Linked DNA regions of Mus musculus: region 1 is linked to region 2. The links are chromatin loops, found by intact Hi-C in ENCODE. Cell type or tissue: heart. All regions are shown on one strand. Each heading gives the region's core, and the rest is flanking DNA. Links, peaks and the distances in the headings are about the cores only.

Region 1 (10,551 bases), core at 1,062-9,061, 48 kb after region 2:
GTGCCTGCCGTAGCTGACGCAGTGTGGCTGGCTATCTCACAGTCTTTCCTATCATAGGTGGCTGGGCTGGTCTCCTAGTTGGGAACTTTCCATTGCTTTGGGGACCAACTTTCCCACAGTTTTTCTCCCACGAAGCCTGCGTTTAGAGATGAAAGCAGCGAAAGTGAATGGCAGGAAGAGCGAGCAGCTGGTACACTGTGCTATGACTTCAGAGTGATGCAAGTGTCACTGGAACCGGGATGCTGAACGAACAGAAACCCACAGAGCAGAGCATCAGGGAGGCCAGCCACACCCTGGAGGCCTCACCTTGTGAGGACACAAAGGGACAGCTCATGGGTCAGACGTTCCCAGCAAAAGATACTTTTCAGCCCTTTAATGAAGAAATGGTGGTTCTCATCTGACAAGTTCTCAGCACACAAGGGAAACATTCAAAACAGCTTGGGTGTGGCCTCATAGGCAGACATGACCCAAAAGTGAATCTTATTCTTTCTAGGGGAGAAGAGATGAAAGACACCTTTTTATATCATGGCCTTTTGTTGTTTTTGTTGCTGTAGCAAAATGCTAGAGGTCCAATGCTTTATAAAGATAAAAAATTCCTATGCTGGCATTGGCTCAGCCCTAGAGAAAGTTTTATGGTGGATGACCTAAAAATGAGCATGCTGGGAGCAGAAGTGAAACACCACAGGGCTGGAGACACTCTTTTCATAACAATTTTGTCTTTGGGAACTAACCCTACTTCAATTAGACAACGTTGTCGAGCATGGAACCCCATGACCTTTGATTTTCCTGTAGGTCCAACCTCTTCAAGGCTCCACTACTTCAGCAGGGCCACACTAGAAGCCAAACTTCCATTGTGTGAGCCTTTGGGGACTAAATCTTCAAATCACAGCATCTAGATTCTGCTGGGGTCCCAACAATACTTTCAAAATGTTCTGGACTGGGACTACTAGAATGGCACATAGATTTGTGGTCCCCTCACAAAAAAATCAAACAAGTTTTTGATTGTGTGTATGTATATGGGTGTGTGTGCATACATGTGTGTGCAGGTGTGTGTGCATATATATGAGTGTGTGTGGAGGCCAGAGATCAATATTGGGTGTCTTCTTTAACAAATCTATATTTTAGATGGGTTTACCAATAATGTAGCAAAGGATGGCTTTGAACTCCTGATCCTCTCATCTCTACCTCTAAGTTCTAGGATTATAGTACTACCAGACCTGGCTTCCTCTGTTCAAATACACATTTTAGAGAAGGACTAAAAGACAAAGTACAAAAGAGATTAAGGAGTTAGGAAGGTGGTTCAGTTGGAAAAGTATTTGTCATACTCAGGTCTGAGGACCCAAGTTTGGATTCCCAGAACCTGGGTATAAAGCTGGGTATGGTGGAATAGATCTGTAATCCTAGCACTGGGTAGCCAGAGACAGGAGGCTCCCTGCACTCAGTGGCTAGCTGGTCTCATGGAATGGGTAAAGTCCAATTTTAGTGAGACACTTTGCCTACAAATACGAGGTGGAGAGCACTAGAGAAAGACACCTGATATCAAACTTTGCCTTCCACACATGTGTGCACATACATATTTGCGAACACACACACACACACACACACACACACACACACACACACACACAGCCCAGAACATAGGGATTTGCAGAGAGGGGAGACAGAATGCGTGGAGTTTGTTTGAATCCACTCTGCAAATATTATGGTTTCCCGAGAAGAGCTGTCTCTTGGCTGAATCCTGTACATTAATCACAGTCAAGGCAAGCCCAGTGGCTTTTCCCTCTCTCACAGCAGGAGCCCATCCACTCCTGAGTCTCTTCTCAGACCCTGGCAACTTGTCACAGCTGCTTTGTTACTGAGCCACGTGGTCAACAGGGAGTCAGCTCAGCTTTGCTGGATCTACCACCCCAGCCCCTGGCTGACCTCACTACACACCCTCATGTATGGCGGAGAAACTCAGGAGCCAGCGTGCATCGGTTAAACTGCTGGCCTCTCCAGGATTTGGGGGAGCTCTGCTCAGCACAGCGGAGACACAAAAAGGAATCAGGAGACAACTATGGAAGTGGCAGAGGACCGCAGTGTCCTCGGCTTGGAAAGCCCGGTCACATTAGGACTCAGCTCCGTGGTCTTTGGAAACTACGTGTCACAGATTGAGTCCAAATCCAGCCTTGACAGATTGCAGTTTTCATTCTGTACTCAGGCATTTTAAGGCACTGGCGAGAGAGCTGCTAATATTTTCCACACGTCACAATGGAATAAAATCAGGCAAGGAGCAGACACAGGCAGAAGTTCCTGCAGAAGGAGAAGATAAAATTGATGGAAATTAGCGATGCAGGATCTTAAGATTTTTTTGCCTTCATTTATTTTTCAGCACACACACACACACACACACACACACACACACACACACGCACGCACGCACGCACACACCTACCTGCTGAGCCACCTTGTCAGCTCTAATATCTGTGATCTTGATTTGTCACAACCTGACAAAGCAATATTTAATCCGTGAAGGCCCACAGAGCCCAGTGAGGCATCCACCTCCTCACGAGAGCTTCACCACCACCGTGGGGAGCAGGCAGATGAGTCAGCCCCTACTGGCTTCTGCCCCATCTGGCCTCTTGATCCTTAGGCATTTCCCAAGCCTTGAGCCTCCCAAGGGCCCATGTGACACAACTGGAGTTCTTCGCTTGTCACTGGGCCTGGAATTTCCATGTTGCTTCCACACCTGGTCACCAGATGGTGTCACAGACAAGCTTCCAGGTGGGTTCCAAGCTGCAAGGTCCTCCTGTTGTGTCTGCTTTGCCACCTGGCTTTTTTTTTTTTCTCTGTCACTCTGTCCCCAGCTGTTGTCAGACTATTCATAACTGTTTATTCTCTATGTCCACTCACCCACCTCTGGATCATGGGAGTATCCTAACTTATTATTTTGGAATTTTCAAACAGCTGACAAGAGAAAGCAGTGCAGGGGCAGGTTGTCTGCATTTTTTTTTGTATTTGCACTTTTTTACACGCACGCATACATGCACCCCTATACACATATATACACAATACACACACATGCACACACCCACACAAGTACACACACATATACATACAAACACACACACACAGATAGACAGAAAGACAGACAGACAGATACTCTCTCTCTCTCTCACACACACACACGCACACACACACACACACACACACACACAGAGTCCTTTACAGCTGTACCTTTTTCAACCTATTATCCAGTTAGGGATCATGCATTACCATTTTATTGTCTGTTGTCGTTGCTGTTGTTGTTGTTGTTGTTGTTGTTGTGGTTAGTGCCTATCTAGAACAGCTTTCTGGTTTCAGGGGCTCCTTTTTTTTTTTAGGGAGGGGGACAAGCAGAGTCTCATTCTGTAGCTCAAGCTGACAGGGAATTCTCAATCCTCCTGCCTCAGCTCCTTGGAGGGTTGTTACAGTGGCACCTCTAGCTTGTTCCACATGGATGTTTATGAAGAGCACAGGGCCCCTTACAAAGCAAGCATGAGGGGATGTCTGATTGCCTCCCATGCTAGACGCAGGCTAAGCATTTGGAATGGCCTACTGCTGTATGGTTTCCTTGGCTGTGCCCAGTACTCATTTTTACTCCTCTGCTCAGGAAACTTTCTCTGTCCTCATACCCTGACAGAAGGCAAGGCCCCACAGGTGGTTACAAATAGGGGACCCAGCTGGGCTGCGGCCACCAGTTATCACTCTGACAACTCAGTCATCTAGACTTGGCTAAGGGAAACAGAAGAACACTCTCTCGGATGTCCTACTGTCCTGTATGACAGAGGCGCTCTTAGCCCACGCCGATCTGGTTAGCCCGAGGTGGACTGTGAGGATAAAGGATGAGACTGAGTCTCCATGGAAGCAAGGGCTTAGTGACGTCAAATCCGCAGGAACTGGAAGACCTAACCTTCACCTGTGGACAGAGTGTCTACTCCAGTAGACACTCCCAGCACAGGGCTCCGCGCATCGACAGGAAGGATGGGAGCGAGAGGAGCCTGGAAGTCTGGCTGGGGTCAGAGATCTGGCAGATATCCATGCTCTGTGCTAGCAAGGATGCCAAGGTCTTCCTTGAAAAGGAAGTACGGGTATCACACATTGAAAAAATTAAAGTGAACCCTAGTCCAGAAGCTGTCACGGACCAGGAGACAGTAGAACAGAGTTCCTCCCAGGCAGGAAGCCTTTCCTGTTCTGGTGTCCTTATGACTAAGCTCTGTGCTTGGTTCAGGGGAAACAGATCATTTCTGCTTTAGAACGAGTGAACATGGATGGGGAGGTGATTCAGGGGACAGAGTGCTGGCGTAGATGCACAGAGCATGGGGTTTGATCCCCAGCTAGGCACAAAGGGAGAGAGAGCAATGGCGTGTACCTGTAACCTCAGCACTTGGGAAGCAGAGGCAGGAGGACCACAGTGAAGGGCATTCTCAGCTACACAGTGAATCTGAGGCTAGCCTGGGCTACCAGAGATCTGATTTGTTTGTTATTTTTCAAAGATAGAAATGAATATGATTCCCCATATGCCGGGTTTAATAAGCATCCCAAGGTGCCTGCTGTTGAGATGAACCATCGAGGAGAGAGAGAGAGAGAGAGAGAGAGAGAGAGAGAGAGAGAGAGAGAGAGAGAGAGAGAGAACCCAGTTGAGATATAGGACTGAGCCAGAGAAAGCTGTTGCATGTTATTATAATTAGGTTCAACCCACCAACACCACAAATGTTTTTCACGATAAATGAACCACTTTTTCTGCCTGCAGAGGCCCTTTTCCCAATCATACATTTAGTAGCAGAAGAAGCAGGGTCACAAGGCCGGCCTTTCCCTTCACTGCCACACAGGGTGGGAAGAGAAAGAAAGACGTGGATGTACTCAGAGCCAGAAAGCAGCACCCGCGACTCACTCTTAAACATCATAAAAGCTGGGAAGAAAGCCCCACGGGGGAATCTCTCCAGATGACTTGGATAGGAAGCCAAGGTGCTCCTAATAAAAAAGGCTTGAACATAAAGGTTTGGCACATTCTTAAGATGAGGAGGACAGTCAGGGTGAGTGGTGGAGCTGTGTGCCCTGGCTGTGTTCAACATCTGGAGTCTTGGATGCTTCCAGCAAGGCTCACTAGACCATGATCAGGTGACCATGGAAGATTCCTTACTGGCTAGAAGTACGGAGGGTGGGGGTGGGGGTGGGGGTGGGGGTGAGGGCGGGGAGTCAGGTGGCTTAGAAGAAGGTATTTTTAAGTTGAGCCGAGTGCAATGGCATTACCATCTCCACATTTAGAGACTAGGAGTAAAAAAAGACACAAAGAAAGGAAGTGGACTGCTCTGGGCCTTGGGTTAACTACAGCCCGGCGCTGCTTCCTTATATAGGTTTCGTGTCCTTAGGTTAGGCTTTCAAAAACCCATGTTTTTTTTTTTTTTTTTTTTTATTTATAGGCAAGCAAACCCCAATTTTTCTAAATTCTCCCTAAAGATGATGCTGACCAGACCGTAATTTCTATGATCGCCAGGCCTGGAGCCCGGCCTTTTGCCCTTCCTGTCTGGGCCCCTTAAAGAAACTAGGTTACCCCTCCAGGCCAGTGATATTTCCTTCCTCCTTCCTCCTGTCTTTCTTTGCCTTCCTGCCTCTCCTCTCCCTTCCTCCCCCACTTCTTCCTTTCTCCTTTCTCCCCTCTATATCTGTCTCTCCCTTGCCCTTTCCTCCCTGTCCTTTTCCCCCTCCGGGTCCCCCTCTGGCGCTTGTCTCTAAGCCCCGCCCCCTCTTGTCTCTAAGCCCTCCCAACCCCGGAGGCTGGCGGGTTCCACTTAGTTCCTAGCCTGGCTGGAGGACAGCTGGGGGAGCATTCTGCTGCCAGCGAATTGGCAGAGAGAACAAACTACCTAGGCTCTCCTGGATGGATTTTGTCATGGCAGCTGGCGCACACGACACCTCGTATTTAGGAAAAGAAGCATGGCATTGCTTTAGGATGACAGGACCCCCGTTTCACTCTGCTCCGAATGTTTGTCCTGTTACAGAACTAGTGCAAACAACAACAAAAAAAGTTAAAAGGAAACCCCACCCTTGCACCGTTTCCTCACGCATCTCCCTCCTGCTCCGGGCCTGCCTGGCAGGACCAAGGAGGGAAAATTCTTGTAGTTACAGCCAAGTGAATGGTGGGGCCAGGTTTGGCAGCTGCAAAGGGCTGAGTAAATCTTGGAACACTGGGTCTGAAAGAGCTCTTAAGGAGGACTGAGGCCCGCATTCTCCTCTAATGGGGAAACCAAAGCCAGGCAGGTTGCTTGGTGTTTAGATAAAATTGTGTCTCCCAGTGTTTACATGTCGAGGTCCTAAGAGTCCTCAGAGTTGGATGTTATTTAAAAATACGAGTCTTTAGAGAGGCAATTAAGTTCAAAATAAGGTCATCAGGATGGGCCCAAATCCAGGATTAATTGGGGGCCTGATAGGAAATGGAAACTCAGAGGCATATCATGCAGAGGGAGAGACTGCCCAGCCATGCACAGTCCTCAGAAAATACCCAAGACTACCTACCAACCAAAGTCTAGCCACCAGAACCAGGAAAGAATAAGTTTCCATTGCGGAAGCCACCCAGTGTGTAGTGCTTTGTAATAACAACTCTAGCAAACAGATACACATACTATTCCATAAGACACACGGATACATATCTCACTATAATGATCGATAGAGTGAGACAGGGTCCCTAACTCCCCTCCTTCCAGGTACCCTGCCCCTAGCCTAGCTACAAGTTATGTGATTGCCGAGAGCAAGGGTACTTTCAGGAGGGATAGTTCTCTAAGAGCCTGAAGATCAGCCCCGGCATCTCCCAGGCTGGCATCTGCACGTGTGAGTAGAGGCAAGACTCTGCTCCTATCTCCTTGGCTATGTATTTGTTCCATGTTTTTGAGACACAGCCCTGGCTGTCCTGGAGCTCACAATGGAGACCAGGCTGGTCTCAAACTCATGGAGATGGGCCTGCCTCTGCCTCCCCTGCTAGGATTAAAGGCGTGTGCTACTAGGTGCCGCTCATCAGGTGTAAGTTATGCCCAGTGAATTTGTTTTCAAGGAGCCCAGGAAAAAAAGAGGCAGTCTCTTTTTCTGTGATCGGCATTACAGTTTTAGGACTTGTGTTAACTTTTTAAAGTGACCAGGGCCCTTCATTCTTTTCTGTTCATTTGTTTAGTTTGGGACAGGATCCCTTGTCCCAGGATGGCCTTGGCCTTGCTCCTTAGCTGAGGTTTGCTTCGCTCTCTCAGTTCTTCCTTCCACCTCTGCATTGTGTGCTGGGGTTACAGGTATGGGCCACTACCCTGTTCTTAGCAGCTCTTTCAGTGAGAACATCATTAGCCACTCTCATCTTCTCTTGTGTTCACAGCTGTGTTTCTTATCGTTATTACCAATGGTGTCTCTGATTTTTATCAAATTAAAATTATAAATGGGCTTGAGATATGTCATTCAGGCTAGTTTTAACTGTCAACTTGACACTATAGAATCATCTGGGAAGAGAATCTTAATGAGGAATTATCTAGATCACGTTGACCCCTGGTGGGTTATCTTGATTGTTAGTTGATGTAGGAAGACGTAGCCCACTCTGAGCAGCACCAATCCCTAGGCTGGGGCCTGAACTGTATGAGACTGTGACAAAGCAAGCTGGCAGCATGTTTGCATTTGCTTCTCTTTATCTTGACTGTGCATGTGATGTGGCCCACTGTCCCAAGCTCCTGCCTCTGTGACTTCCCTGTAATAATGAACTGTCACCTGGAGTTGCTCTGGAGAGTTTCCTTTTCTGTAAGTTGCCTTTGGGGGGGGGGGCAGTATTTTATCACAGCAACCAAAGTGAAACTAGGATATACACCATGACAGTTTTCTAATTGGAGAAAAATGTGTTTTGTTTTGTTTGAGACAAGGTTTAGAGCTTGATAAGTAGACCAGGCTGGCCCTGCACTTGCTGCCCTACTGCCGCTGCCTTCTGAGTGCTGGAATTGACAGGTACATGCCATCACTCTCTGCTGGAGGGACATTTATAGGGGATGGAGTGATATGGACCCTTGGGAATGGCTCTTCCCAAGAGGGTGAAGTTCTCACTAGAAAGGCGATCAAAAATTATCAGCAAGGATTGTCACTGCCACTAAAGCTGCCTCGGTTGCAAAATGAGATTTTCGTAAGGGCATTAGGAAGGTCAGAAGGATCAGGTAACTTGAGTGGGCTTTATTTTCCTTCAGGGTAGGTGCACCAGATTCTATGTCTGGCACAAGAATTTTCCAGAAAAATCCTGGTAGGCAGGGATAGAGCTAGGGACAGGCACTGGGCACCCAGGGATAAGGATTAGCCAGCTGGCCCTAGGAGAGCTTGCCATAAGAACTCTAGCTTCTATTATTACCTCCAAAAGCATGAAGAAGCTAGTCGCATACTAGCTTTCCAAAGGGCACGATAAGAGTGCATGGCCCCTGGCCGGGTGTGGTGGTGCACGCCTTTAATCCCAGCACTCGGGAGGTAGAGGCAGGTGGACTTCTGAGTTCAAGGCCAGCCTGGTCTACAGAGTGAGTTCCAGGACAGCCAGGGCTACACAGAGAAACCCTGTCTGGAAACAAACAAACAACAAGCAAACACCAGAAAACTGTTATTGAGGTAGAGCCAAGGGAGAGCATCCCGTGGATGAACTGCTCGCCTTCAAAGCACAGGGCCTGAGTTTGACTCATGGCACCCATAGGGTGGAAGGAAAGAACTAATGCCACAAAGTTGACTTTTGACCTCTACATGTTGTGTAAAGTGAGGACGTGACTCCCTGCCGGGTCTGGTTGAAGGGAAGGTTTTTATTGTAGATGTGAGGGAGGCTATAGCCAGAGGCATCTGGAAGAGTCCAGCGTGGGGGAGACAAAGTAGTATGCTGAACATGGCTAGCTGACTGAACCCTGCCATGAAAGGAGAGGTAGGGTACGTGCGTGTATGTGTGTGTGAGAGAAGAGAGGGAGAGAGAGGGAGGAAGAGAGAGAGAGAAGAAGAAGGAGGAGGAGGAGGAGGACCAAGAGAGTCAAGAAAGAGCCAAGAGAACACATGGACAAGATGGATTTCTATAGGAATGATGGCGGGGGAAGGGGATCTGGAGAAGTTTAGGGTAGGGATTGAGGTGAGAGGAGCCTGGGTATCTGGCTTTGTAACAGGTACTTGTGTTGCTGAGAGAGTCTGGAAGCCAGCATGTACTTTAACGTGTCTACTAACAGGCACCAGTTAACCACTTGTCTGGAGTTTCTTTTAGACCTGACACATCTCAGCCCCAACATTTGTAGCTCCCCCTGCTTATATAAAAATAGTCCCTCCACCTTGTTCCAAGAAGAGTCTTGTTTCTCTTCAGAAAGACTATGCTTGTTAGCCACAGTCAGTTCTCCAAAGGATATGTCACCCTCCCAACAGAAGGGAAGTTCCTCCTTGTGTTAGGCCAGGCCTTCCAGATACAGAGTCAGAGACAAGGAGGGGGGCTCAAGCAGGTTACACAAAAGAGATCCCAGCCTGGGAATGAGGATGTAGGAACGAGAAGGGGAAGCAGTATAGCCCTCATGAGGATGTACTAGTGAGCAGGCTACCCCTGGGGTGATGGGGACACAGGGCACCCTTGGTTAGTGTCACACCACTGGAATGCCGCTCTGTGATTCTCCCATTTTCAGAGAAGTTCTGTCCCCAAAGGCACCCAGCATGAAGCATCTTTCACCTGCTACACACAAGCCGTTGAGGAAGCCCTCAGCACTGTTAAATAACAGTGAGTGCCTGGCAGACCTGGGTGGGGCAGCCAGACATCTTCTCTATCGAAGTCTTGCAGCCTTCCAGTCTTTGATCTGAAATTACTACCCCGATCTGCTCTTGTAAATATCTCTTTACCAATGCTCACGTAAGTAACCCTACTTAAACTTAATAAGGACACACACACACACACACACACAGTGAAACTTGAAAATAGGAGGGAGTCTATTTGGGAAGAGGAAGGGGAATTAGCAGGATGGGGGAGGGGTAAAAGAACATAATGAGGGTGAAGATGACCCATATACATCATATATGGGAATGAAAACACCCCAAAACACAATATTATAGATAATTAACATATGCTGATAAAAGTCAGACGGTCTCGTTCTGAAGTTGGAGCTACCTTCAAATTCACCATCTTTTTGCTTCAGTCTCACAAATGCTGGGGTTTGAGGTCTGCCTCACCACACCTGGCCTTTCTCCGTGGGTGGCCAGAGGGCTTCTAACAAACAACCTCTGCCTCAAAATGTATAGGTGAGGTCGCTGACAGACAAGGTTGAGAGTGCGTGTGCTCTAAGCAAGCTCTTCCACCCTCACTGAGGAACGTTTGCTAGGCGACCTGAACCAGCAATGGCCCCTTGGCTTCCTCTTCGTGCCTACTCTGAGTGATTGGCAGCGGGCTGCCAGAGCACTGTGTTGAGAACTCAGAGGCTTAGGGAAGAGTAATTGATTGGAGGTTTCAGTCTGAGATGTCCCCCCAGGTTCCTGGGTAGTCTGCATGTCTGCATGTGGCTGTGCTGTTTTGTTTTTGTTTCT
Region 2 (10,349 bases), core at 1-8,000:
AAATCCCAAGTTTAGTACAATCCTTACACTCTCCTAGAAAGGTAAGTTTACTATAAATCTGTCTTCCAGAAGTCAGCCTTAAAAACACTTTGTATCTGCATCAGTGTTCTCACGTGGTGTTAATTGTGGGGGCTGATGTTACCACATCGAAGTACATTTTGTTCATAGCTAACTAAAATAAGTAGGCTACTTTCTACTTAGGAAAAGGGAAATCTGGGAGATCTTGACAATACACTGAACTACTTTTAAAGAAATTTCTGCAGCAGCCCAAGAAAAACAACAACAATAACAGCTAACAACAACAACAACAACAATAATAATAAATAGATAAAATAACATTCAAATAGATGTAGATAGAGAGATGGTTAAGAACACCTACTCCTCTTCCAAGGGACCTGGTTCAATGCTCAGCATCCACACTGCAGCTTATGACTGTCTGCAACTCCAAAGTCTAACATCCTCACACAAACATATATGCAGACAAAACACTAACGGAGGTAAAATGAAAATTAGAAAAAAATGATAATTTATGTAAAAATATTCAAGTGGTGAGGTGTTTTTTTATAAAAGCAAACCTAAAGTAATACAGAATCCCTCAGAAGAGCTTTGCTTCAAATCACTAAGCTGGGTAAGATGGTTCATGCCTGTATCTAACACTTCAGAGGCTGGAGGACTGGCAGACGTTCAAATCTAACCTGGTCTACATAGTGAGTTCTAGGCCTGGCTGAGCTGTGAGGCCCCATGTTTCAAAAAACAAAACAAAACAACAAGAAGTATGGGAAGAAACTGTAGATATTGACAATGGCTTAGGAGAGCATATTCCTGAAACTGTAAGGCCAATTACATTACTATAAGATGACTCAGAGGTCAACAGGATGTGTCATGTTGCAAATATAGGCCACCTGGCAGAAAACAGAATTAATAAAACTGCACTGCATATGTGTTTTCCCACTGTACATGATCTTTGTCAGTTTATTTGTTCAATAGAAATTTGAGGCTGACCCGAACTCGCTGCGCAACCCAGACCAGCCTCTAACTCAGGAATCTTCCTATTTTAACCATGTGAGGGATGGGATTACAAACATGAGACAGGGCACCAGGCAACCACATCAACTTCCCTCCAGCCCTGATATGAGGGTTCGTGGCTAATCTCACTGTCTCTGATTATGTCATGTTCCGTGGATACACCTGGGAGGCCTGCTCTTTTCTGAGGGGAAACAGAGGAGTGGATCTGGGGGGGGGGGGTGGGGGGGAGGACTAGGAGCACTGTGCTTGGGTATACTGAAACAAAATTAATTAATTTTAATTAGAAATTACAAAGTATAATTAGAAAGTATAAATCTACCATATGGCTTCATGTTATTAACATTAGCTGTGAGGCCCTATTGTTTTCAGCGCTCCTCATCAATGTTGGGTCCGTAGAAAAGCAACACCATACTTTAGCCAGGCACGGGAGAGCGTGCCGATATTCCCAGCACTGAGGCCGAGGAAGAAGAGGACACAGGTTCCAAACCAGGTTGCACAGCAAGACCCTATCTAGAAAGAAGGAAGAAAGAAGGAAAGGAGAGAGGGAAGAAAGGGAAAGGAAAGAAGGCAGAAAAGAGAGAACGGGGAAATAGTTCATAAACTAATAACTTAAAATAATCTACCCCGATATCTGAAAAGATGTTTCTATAAAGGCTGTTCTTGGTTAGTGACCCGGGCTCTCCCTAGGTAGCCCAAGCTGGTCTTGAACTAAACATTTTCCTACCTCTGCACCACAAGTGCCTGGGCTACAGGTCACCACATCCTAATGGATGTCCTAAGACTGAATCCCGCAGAGTGAATTCCTCAATGAAAGGTGGCGCGGGGGGGGGGGGGGGGGGGGGTCCTTCCAAATAAAGAAGTTTCTTTAAAAAAAAAAAAAAAGGAACTCTTTAAGAAAATGCATTTAAACCGGGCGTGGTGGCACACGCCTTTAATCCCAGCCCTCGGGAGGCAGAGGCAGGCGGATTTCTGAGTTTGAGGCCAGCCTGGTCTACAAAGTGAGTTCCAGGACAGCCAGGGCTATACAGAGTAACCCTGTCTCAAAAAAGAAAGAAAGAAAGAAAGAAAGAAAGAAAGAAAGAAAGAAAGAAAGAAAGAAAGAAAGAAAGAAAGGAAGGAAGGAAGGAAGGAAGGAAGGAGAGAGAGAGAGAGAGAGAGAGAGAGAGAGAGAGAGAGAGAGAGAGAAAATGCATTTAAAAAAAACAGGTACTAAAATTTTAACAATTTTATAAGATTATAGGCACCTAAATGGTCAGGCTGGAAGCAAGAGAGAGGAATAGTCTAGAACAGCGAGATTAAGTTAAAGCCTGGGGAAATTTCCTATCTCTGAGGAACCATTATGCTGATTTGTATCTAGGATGCAAAAGCCACTAGTTCAGTCGCCTTGAAAACTCGCCAGGACTATGTCAGTTACTTAAACCAGAGTCCCACCACCCAAACTTCCAACAGCTTACAACTAGGTAAATTGCCTGACCCAATGGTCTACAAGTGACAGACACGATACAGGAAAAAAAAGAAGAAAAAAGAAAAAGAAAAAAAGTGAAAGCTACCCCTTCCATGCCTATCCCTTGACAAGATGACTCTAGTTTTGGAGGTTTGGGAAGTTTTGTTTTTGTTTCTCCTGAAGGAGAAACAAAACAAAACAAAAAAAAACATCTGGAGACGAAAGACCCCAGAATTGAAGTCTTCCACCAGGGAAATAACCTTAACTTTGCTGTAGCTAAAGAAATTAAAGAAGCTAAAGGCGCTCCGTGCCAGGCTGTCACAGGAGACAGGCACACCAAGGCAAGGGCTGCGCTATAAGCCAATAGCAGGACTTCTACGGGATGGGATGGGGAAAAGCAAGCTTCTTCAGACCTCATCAGGCAGAAACCTGGCCATCTCCATCGCTCCTGCAACCTGACAATTTACAACCTGACGACGCCTTCTAATTAGGAACGTTCTAAACCTTTTATAGACGAAGAAAACTTTCAAGTGCTTCTCACCAAGTTATGATAAGCTGGGCACTGAAGCCTGCCTGCCTGCCTGCCTGCCTGTTCCCAGGGAGGGAAAAGTCCGAGTGTACCGAACCTCCAGCTTCGCTGCAGAACCTGATGAGCCAGAGACCAGGATTCTCTGCACGGTGCAGAGGGAGGAGCCCACCCTGCCTGTTAGAGTGGGCCGGGAAACAGAGGGTAACAGCACAGGCGAGAACAGAGGCCAAGCAGGGCTAGACTCAGCGCACCGGCAGACAGGCAGGGAGAGCCCACGCTGGAGCCAGAGTGTTGGATGCAGAAGCGGGGATCACCCCCACCCCCACCCAGCCCCGGCCCCCCGAGCTGCGCAAACGGCTCCCCACAACTCTCTCCGCAGCCACCGGCGCACGCGCGCGCGCGCACGCCGGGCACACCCACCCCACACCGGTGCGCGGCTCCGCCTGGAAGACCCCCGGGCCGCGGCGCCTACGTACCCAGCAACACGCAAATCACATCGAGGGCCACGTACGGCAGCCGCGTCTTGTCGAACATGGTCACCGGCTGGATGGTGTCACCACCTGGTGCGAGTGGCGGGAGGAACAGACCGCGGCGGTCCAGATACCCAATTCCCAGAGCCCCGCCCTCGGGATGGCGGCCGCCCCAAGCGACTGCGAGCCTCTTAGACTGACGGGAGCAGGGACCAGGGCAGTTTGGATTGGGCCGCCCTGCCACCGAGGGCAATCGTGTCCCGGACTTTTCCCTTCACGGACCCGGTACTGGGCCAGTGGCCGCCGATCTGTCGCCTCAGGCGCCTGCTCTCTCAGTGCTGGCTCGTCGCGGCCAATCGCCCTCCGCTGCCCTGTGCCCTCTCCAACAGGCCGGGCGAGCTCTAAGGATGAGGACTGGAGGAACACCGCTCCTCCCGCCCCAGGCGCGCCGCTCCGGCCAGTGCGCGGTCTCGCCGGCTGCAGCGCGCGGGGACGAAACCCAGGCCAGCGCAGACAGCCAATCAGCGCCATCGGCCCCGCCCCGCCGACTTGCGGAGCCCGCCCCGAATCTGGAAGCTGGTTAACGGGGCGGGGCCAATTGCAGGGATTGGGAGTCCTCTCTTTAGTCCATTCAGCCCTTTAGTGCTAGGCGATGCTTCCTTTAAAGGAGAGCCAGACCCCGATACACCATTCCATAGCTCCTGCTGCCCGCCATCCTTCTCCTCCCATGGGCTCTCCCTCCAAACTGTTTAAATGAGTTACCTCTAAGCCCCTTTCTGTGAGGGGCCTGCACCTTGGCCTTCCTGTTGGTCGTAGCTGAGCTTCATTCTAGCAAGAATCCTTCTTGCCCTCTGGTCATTCTTGATATTCTAATACTTAATATCTGAACCCTCCCGCCTTTGGTGTACGTAAATCCGCAGTCTACCCTTAGCAAGAATACCCCTGCCATTAATGTCTTCTTAGTCATGTTCTGTTCACTGACTTCGAATCTCCAGCTCAGTTTCCGCTAACTGCAAGTCATGTCTCCTACTGCAATAGACTTCGTTGGGACTTCACTTGGGAGGAGTTTGGAGACTTGTTCAATGGTAGAGCTCTGGCTTTAGCACGGAGGGGCCTTATTTTTGATCAGTAGCGCAGCTTCAGCCATGCTCACACAAACAATAGAGTTAACTATGTCTTAAGAAATATCAATGATTCAATAGTGGCAGTCCCCGTACCCATTCCCAGGAGGCCTCCAGAACACATTTAGTAATCTCAGTTTCCAAATGTGTAAAAAGAGGATCTCAATGATCCCCGCTGTCTATTCTAATTAAGAGGAAGTGGTGAGACTCAGAGAAGATAATGTGACAATTGCTTTATAAAGAGTTAAACCACCACTACCAATCTTAACAATACATGGTTTCCTCCTTGCTCAAGACTTTTTTTTTTTTTTTTTTTTTGACAGAGACTCCTTTAGCCCAGGCAGGCCTCACATTCGGCTGTGTAGCCGAAAATGGTCTTAACTCCTGCATCTACCTCCCAAGGCGTTACAGGCATGAGCCAGCACCCCTGGGGTTTTTCTTCTTATAGGAAGATGTAAAATACAAATCACAGAATGTGCCTTCTGTTTTCTCAGGTATTTCCTGCCAAGCATCCCAAAAGACCAGTGAGTGGAAAGATGCTACTTCCCAAGGGGAGTCAGATGTGTTTCCAAGTGCAACTATAAGCCATAAAAATGTGTATTTGTAAAAGTATATTCTTATTTTAAAGATATATGGATTTTTAAATTTCAACTTATTTTAATTGTTTCTAAAAGCTCTCAACAATTTACACGCAAAAAGATGTGGCATTATTATTTATTATTATTATTATTATTATTATTATTATTATTATTATTATTTCGTTGTTTTCCTTACCTCCAGAGTTACAAGAGTCCTAGGTAGCATGGTCATTGTTGTATGCCAGCCCCGCGGCCTACTTGAACCGGGTACACCTGGAAGGCAGGCTGGGGCTGAAAAAGACTTAGACGGCGAGAGAAATAATGAAGCCAAAACGATTCCCTGTTCAAGTCTCGCCAGTTTACTAAGAGAGTGTGCTTATAAGGGGAAGGCCCATCCCCCGCCCAGTCCATTCTTGGTGTCTGGAGCCAGCCTGTAGGCGACATGCAGGATAGGATGTTCCTCCTGAATATCTCAGGGCCCTCTCAGCAGGTAGCAGTGTCTTGGAGGAGACCAGTGGCAATTGACAGAACAATAGAGCCATCTAGGTCGAAAGGCTCCACCCTAGGTAATCTCCGTAGTGGCAGCAAGGTCAAAGTCTGGATCAGCCTGCTTCGAGGCTGGGGGAGGCTACAGGTCATAATACATTTAGATGACTATTTTTTTTAAACTTTTATCAAGCACATACTATGTGCCAGGTATAGTCTAGGCAAGATGGCTTCCCTAAACAGCTTTGAGATGAAGATGTTGGACACGGTGGTATCCACCTGTAGTTCTAACACTGAAGACCGGAAGCGAGAGAATCAGGAATTCCGGGACAACTGCCCATACATGGAAGTTTTTTAGTTCCGCTGATGGGAAATCTCCTTTCAGATAGCTACCATCCTAGTTTGGTTTCTGTTGCTGTATAAAGACCATGAACAGAAGCAACTTGGGGGGCGAAGGGGTTTATTTAAGTTTATAGTTGTAATCTCTCATGAGGGGAAGTCAGGGCAGGAATTAAAGGCAGGAATCTCGAGGTAGGAATCAAGGCTGAGACAGTGGAGAAACTGTTTACTGGCCTGCTCCCCATGGCCTGCTCCCCAGCTTTCTAATACCACCCAGGACCAGCACCACCCACAGTGAGTAGGACCCTCCCAAATCAATCATGAATCAGGAAAATGCCCTACAGACTCTATAGGTCAGTCTGATGAAGGCAGTTCCTTAATCTAGATTCCCTCCTCCCAGATTACTGTAGCTTGTGTCAAATTGAAAACAACAACAACAACAAATGAACTCTGGCCTGGCGTGGTGGCGCATGCCTTTAATCCCAGAACTGGAGAGGCAGAGGCAGGAGGATTTCTGAGTTCGAGGCCAGCCTGGTCTACAAAGTGAGTTCCAGGACAGCCAGGGCTAAACCCTGTCTCGGAAAAAAAATACAAACAAAAAAACAAAACAAAACAAGAACAAAAACCTAGCCAGGACAGGTGGGAACTGATAAATGAGCAGACTATGAATGAGCAGATGTTAACCCTGTTAGGAAACAGGGTGATAGGAATTTAGAGGGCCATGTTCTACCATTTGCCCATCCATAGTTTATCATTGACAAGAGAGAAAGGTTACTTTTATAAAAGAGACCAGGCTGTCATCACATGAACTCAGGTGGTCAAACCTAGCCTCACTGAATTTCAGACAAGACATTGGTTGTGTTAGGTGACATAAAACACAATATACCGTGCATGCATCACCTATAAAGAACTGGTACCAAGAACCTTTCATCCAAGCATAACTGTCTGTAATCCTAAAGTCTAGACTCCAGAGACATATTGGATGATGGAATAAGTCAACTGAAGCTATTATAGATAGCAACCACTCGAAATTAGAAGAAATATCTACTTCTAAAGTGTTTCATTCAAATGTGAAGTTTCAAGAGCGAGGGAAATAGCTAAGTTGGTAAAAGGCTTGTTATGCAAACACAAGGACCTGAGTTTGGATTCGCAGCACCCATGCAAAAATCTGAGCATAGCTAGCCAGACAGTAGCTGGACAGCACACGCCTTTAATCCCAACACTCAGGAGGCTGAGGCAGGTGGATCTCTGAGTTCGAGGCTAGCCTGAACTACAGGCTAAATTCCAGGACAGCCAGAGATGTACAGAGAAATCCTGTCTTGAAAAGCAGAACAGAACAAAACAAAACAAAACAAAACAAAACAAAACAAAACAAAACAAAACAAAGAGAGAGAGAGAGAGAGAGATTCTAAACTATCAGTGAGCACCTGTAACCCCATAACCGAGGAGGTGGGGACATCCGGTTCCTGGAGCTTCCTACCTGGCCAGGCCAGCCTCTCAGGAGCTGCAGGTTCAGTGAGAGACCTTGTCCGAAAGAAATAAAGTAGAGCAGGATTGAGGAAGACAGTGCTTGGTACCTGGCCTACACAAGCACAAACGTGTTCACACAAAACACACACGTGCACACTCACACTTGCTGGCACACCAAACAAACAAACAAACAAAACCAAACAGGTGAATTTTCAAAATATCTTACTAAATGTCAGCACTCATTTCAAGGTTAACTGGACTGCATAACAAGACCTCAATGAAAAAGGAAAGAACAAGAAGAGGAAGAGGAGGAGGAGGAGGAAGAAAAGCTGCACTTTTCTTCCCAGCACTGCAGAGGCAGAGGCAGAAGGATCCTGAGTTCAAGGCCAGTTTAGGCTACTAAAAAGTTATGAGCTAGTCTGGGTTACGGAGTAAGAGACACTCAGTCCTCCAATATCCCTACCCCCCAAAAAAAGCAGGAGCAAATTCTGATCAATGCCCTTGTTCATTATTTATTCCTCCATTTTAATATCATTTAAGAAAAAACAGTTCTATTAGATAATTCACAAGCCAGCAAAATTGCTTAGCACATAAAAGCTCTTGCAGTACAAGCCCAACGACCTGAGCTCAAGCCCCAGAACCAAAAGTGGAAGGAGAGCACTGACTGCTAAAGCTGTCCTCTGACTTCCGCACGTGCACCATGGCACAAGTGGACCCTCCTCATGCACACGTATTATATACACACAATAACAATACGTTGTCTAACTTTTAACTCATCTATCCTACAGTTCACCTGTTGAAAGTATATAGCCTTGACACTTTGAGTATGTTCTCAGAGTTGACGGATCATGATCGATGGTAAGACATTTTGATCAGTCAGGAAAGAAACTTTAGCGCTATTGACGAGTGATCCTTTCGGATTTCTCTTCTCCCATCCTTGGGCCCTAGGCAATCACTTATCTACTTTTCGTATCTATATAATTGCCCACCCTGGTCTTCTTCTCCCTACCCCATCCGCCTGTAATTGTTTAACCGTTGGTCAGCATCTCCCTTTCTCTTCTTCGCAATCACTCATGCCTTTGGCAAGCACCATCCCAGACAGTCTTCCGCTTGAGATCATCTTTAGATTCCATGCATGAGCAAGACCAGACATTAGTTTTCCTTCTGTGCCTGACTTACTTAAGTATGTGTTCTCCAGGTTCCCATGTGTGACAAATTATAGGATTTCATTCTTTTAATAACTAGACTCTCTCCGTCTCTCTCTTGCTCTCCGCTTACATATCTGTTGATCTCATGTCTTGACCAATGTAGACAGTGCTGCCATAAACATGGATGTGCTGATGTCTCTTCAATATACAAGTTTCATCTTCTTTGGATATACATACACCCAGCTGTGGGATTTGTTGGGGGGGAGGTTTATGGGGTAATTTTATTCCTAATGTTCTGGAGAAATTCCATGACAGTTATGCTAATTTACACCCCACAGATAGTATATAAAAATTCTTGTATCACCATATATCCACTGTTCTGAATCTTTTGTCTTTTGGGTACTCATAATTCTAATAGGTGTGAGCTTATTTGCCTTCCCCAACGATTGAGTGATTTGTGCAACTTTCATTGATCTAACAATGTAGTCCAGTCTCAGGACACAGTTGTGAAAGGGTCAAAATGAGCAGGAAAGGACATTTTTCTCAAGTAGCCTGCCACCCACTGAGAAAGCCAGGCACATAGCTGAATGAATGCAGTATTGTACAGAAGTGTGCTGGTGTACAGCAGGCTTACAGACTGGAGTGGGAGCCCTGGAGAGATGCCATAGGGAGGTGACTCTCGGATTCTTTCCTGGCCCTCTACCACACCAACAGTGAGTTTCTGGGTGAGAAGGAAGTACAGAGTTGAGATGTTAACAGGCGCTCCCCAACTCAGAAGTCCTAAATAACAGGACTTTAAACATTAGGTTAGTAGGCAGACATGGTGGCACACACCTTTAGTTAGGTTCAGCTCTAGGGAGGCAGAAGAAGGAGGATCTCGATGAGTTCAAGGCCAGCCTGGTCTACATAGTGAGTTCTAGTACATAGTGAGACCCTGTCTCCAAAAAAAAGTTAATAAATCAAAGTCCATTCAAATATATCAACTCCTTCCCTGTTATAGACATTGAGGTATGTGCTGTGCTGTATTTTGAATTGGGAAAAGAAAGATGGTGAACTACTCTGTGTTGGAGTAGGGTTCACACCCACGTGGGGAGTTGTATGATCGTGATTAGGTTCTGGAGCAATGCTGAGACAAAATAAATCAAACAACGTGGAAATGGTGGTGAAATTTTACAAAAGAAAATTCAAGTTGTGACAGCACTAATAGCCCTTGGGGGGATGAGACAAACTTGGCCCTAGACCGCACCTGAATCCTCAGAGCATCCCTTAAATGCTTAGGGAAGTTCGCTTTTGTTCTGTGGCTCTCCTCCCTGCAACTAGGACATCAAACAAAAACTAAGTATCACAGGGCTGGGAAGAGTATTCCTGAAGACTACCCCCCAAACAAACAAACAAACAAACAAATTTCCTCCCTTCGGTTATGCTAAACTTCAAAACAGAGTCTGTGTTAGTTACCTTAGCCTTGACTGAGACAAAAACATGTGAAGAGAGGCAACTTATAGGAAGAGAAGCTTGTTTCTAACTCAGTCAAGTTGATCAGAGTCTACCATGTCCTGCATTTCCACCCTCTTCAAAACCTTCAAAAACTTGAGCTCAGTTCCATTCCTTTATTAAGAATGCTAGTGTGCCGGGCATGGTGGCAGAGGCAGAGGCAGGAGGATTTCTGAGTTCGAGGCCAGCCTGGTCTACAAAGTGAGTTCCAGGACAGCCAGGACTACATGGAGAAACCCTGTCTCGA

Evidence for each region. Hi-C counts contacts between places; a loop is a spot of excess contacts. Peaks named below come from ENCODE experiments on the same cell type or tissue, not always from the same donor. Only the 100,000 strongest peaks of a DNase experiment are listed, where the experiment ranks them.
Region 1: it touches region 2 in a loop (2.6-fold over the local background); 10 of 42 quality-filtered maps call a loop at or near these places.

Annotation. Positions count from the first base shown.
Region 1 is chr13:112,747,198-112,757,748 of GRCm38, reverse strand. No RefSeq gene overlaps it. Among named protein-coding and RNA genes, the nearest start is that of Gm41067, 16 kb to the left of the region's middle. In heart, for the core only: a CTCF peak has its summit at 2,722 (motif pointing right); DNase peaks (open chromatin) are centred at 2,028, 4,048, 5,778, 6,128 and 2 weaker places; H3K4me3 peaks cover 670 bases; H3K27ac peaks cover 4,947 bases.
Region 2 is chr13:112,794,393-112,804,741 of GRCm38, reverse strand. It overlaps Plpp1 (phospholipid phosphatase 1), which reads right to left and starts at 3,965. Exons shown (of 6, transcript NM_008903.2): 1 at 3,476-3,965. The coding sequence starts at 3,533. It overlaps Gm41067 (a long non-coding RNA gene), which reads right to left. Exons shown (of 3, transcript XR_873969.2): 3 at 5,371-5,469. In heart, for the core only: no CTCF peak of the experiment used is centred there; DNase peaks (open chromatin) are centred at 3,231 and 3,981; H3K4me3 peaks cover 2,237 bases; H3K27ac peaks cover 2,054 bases.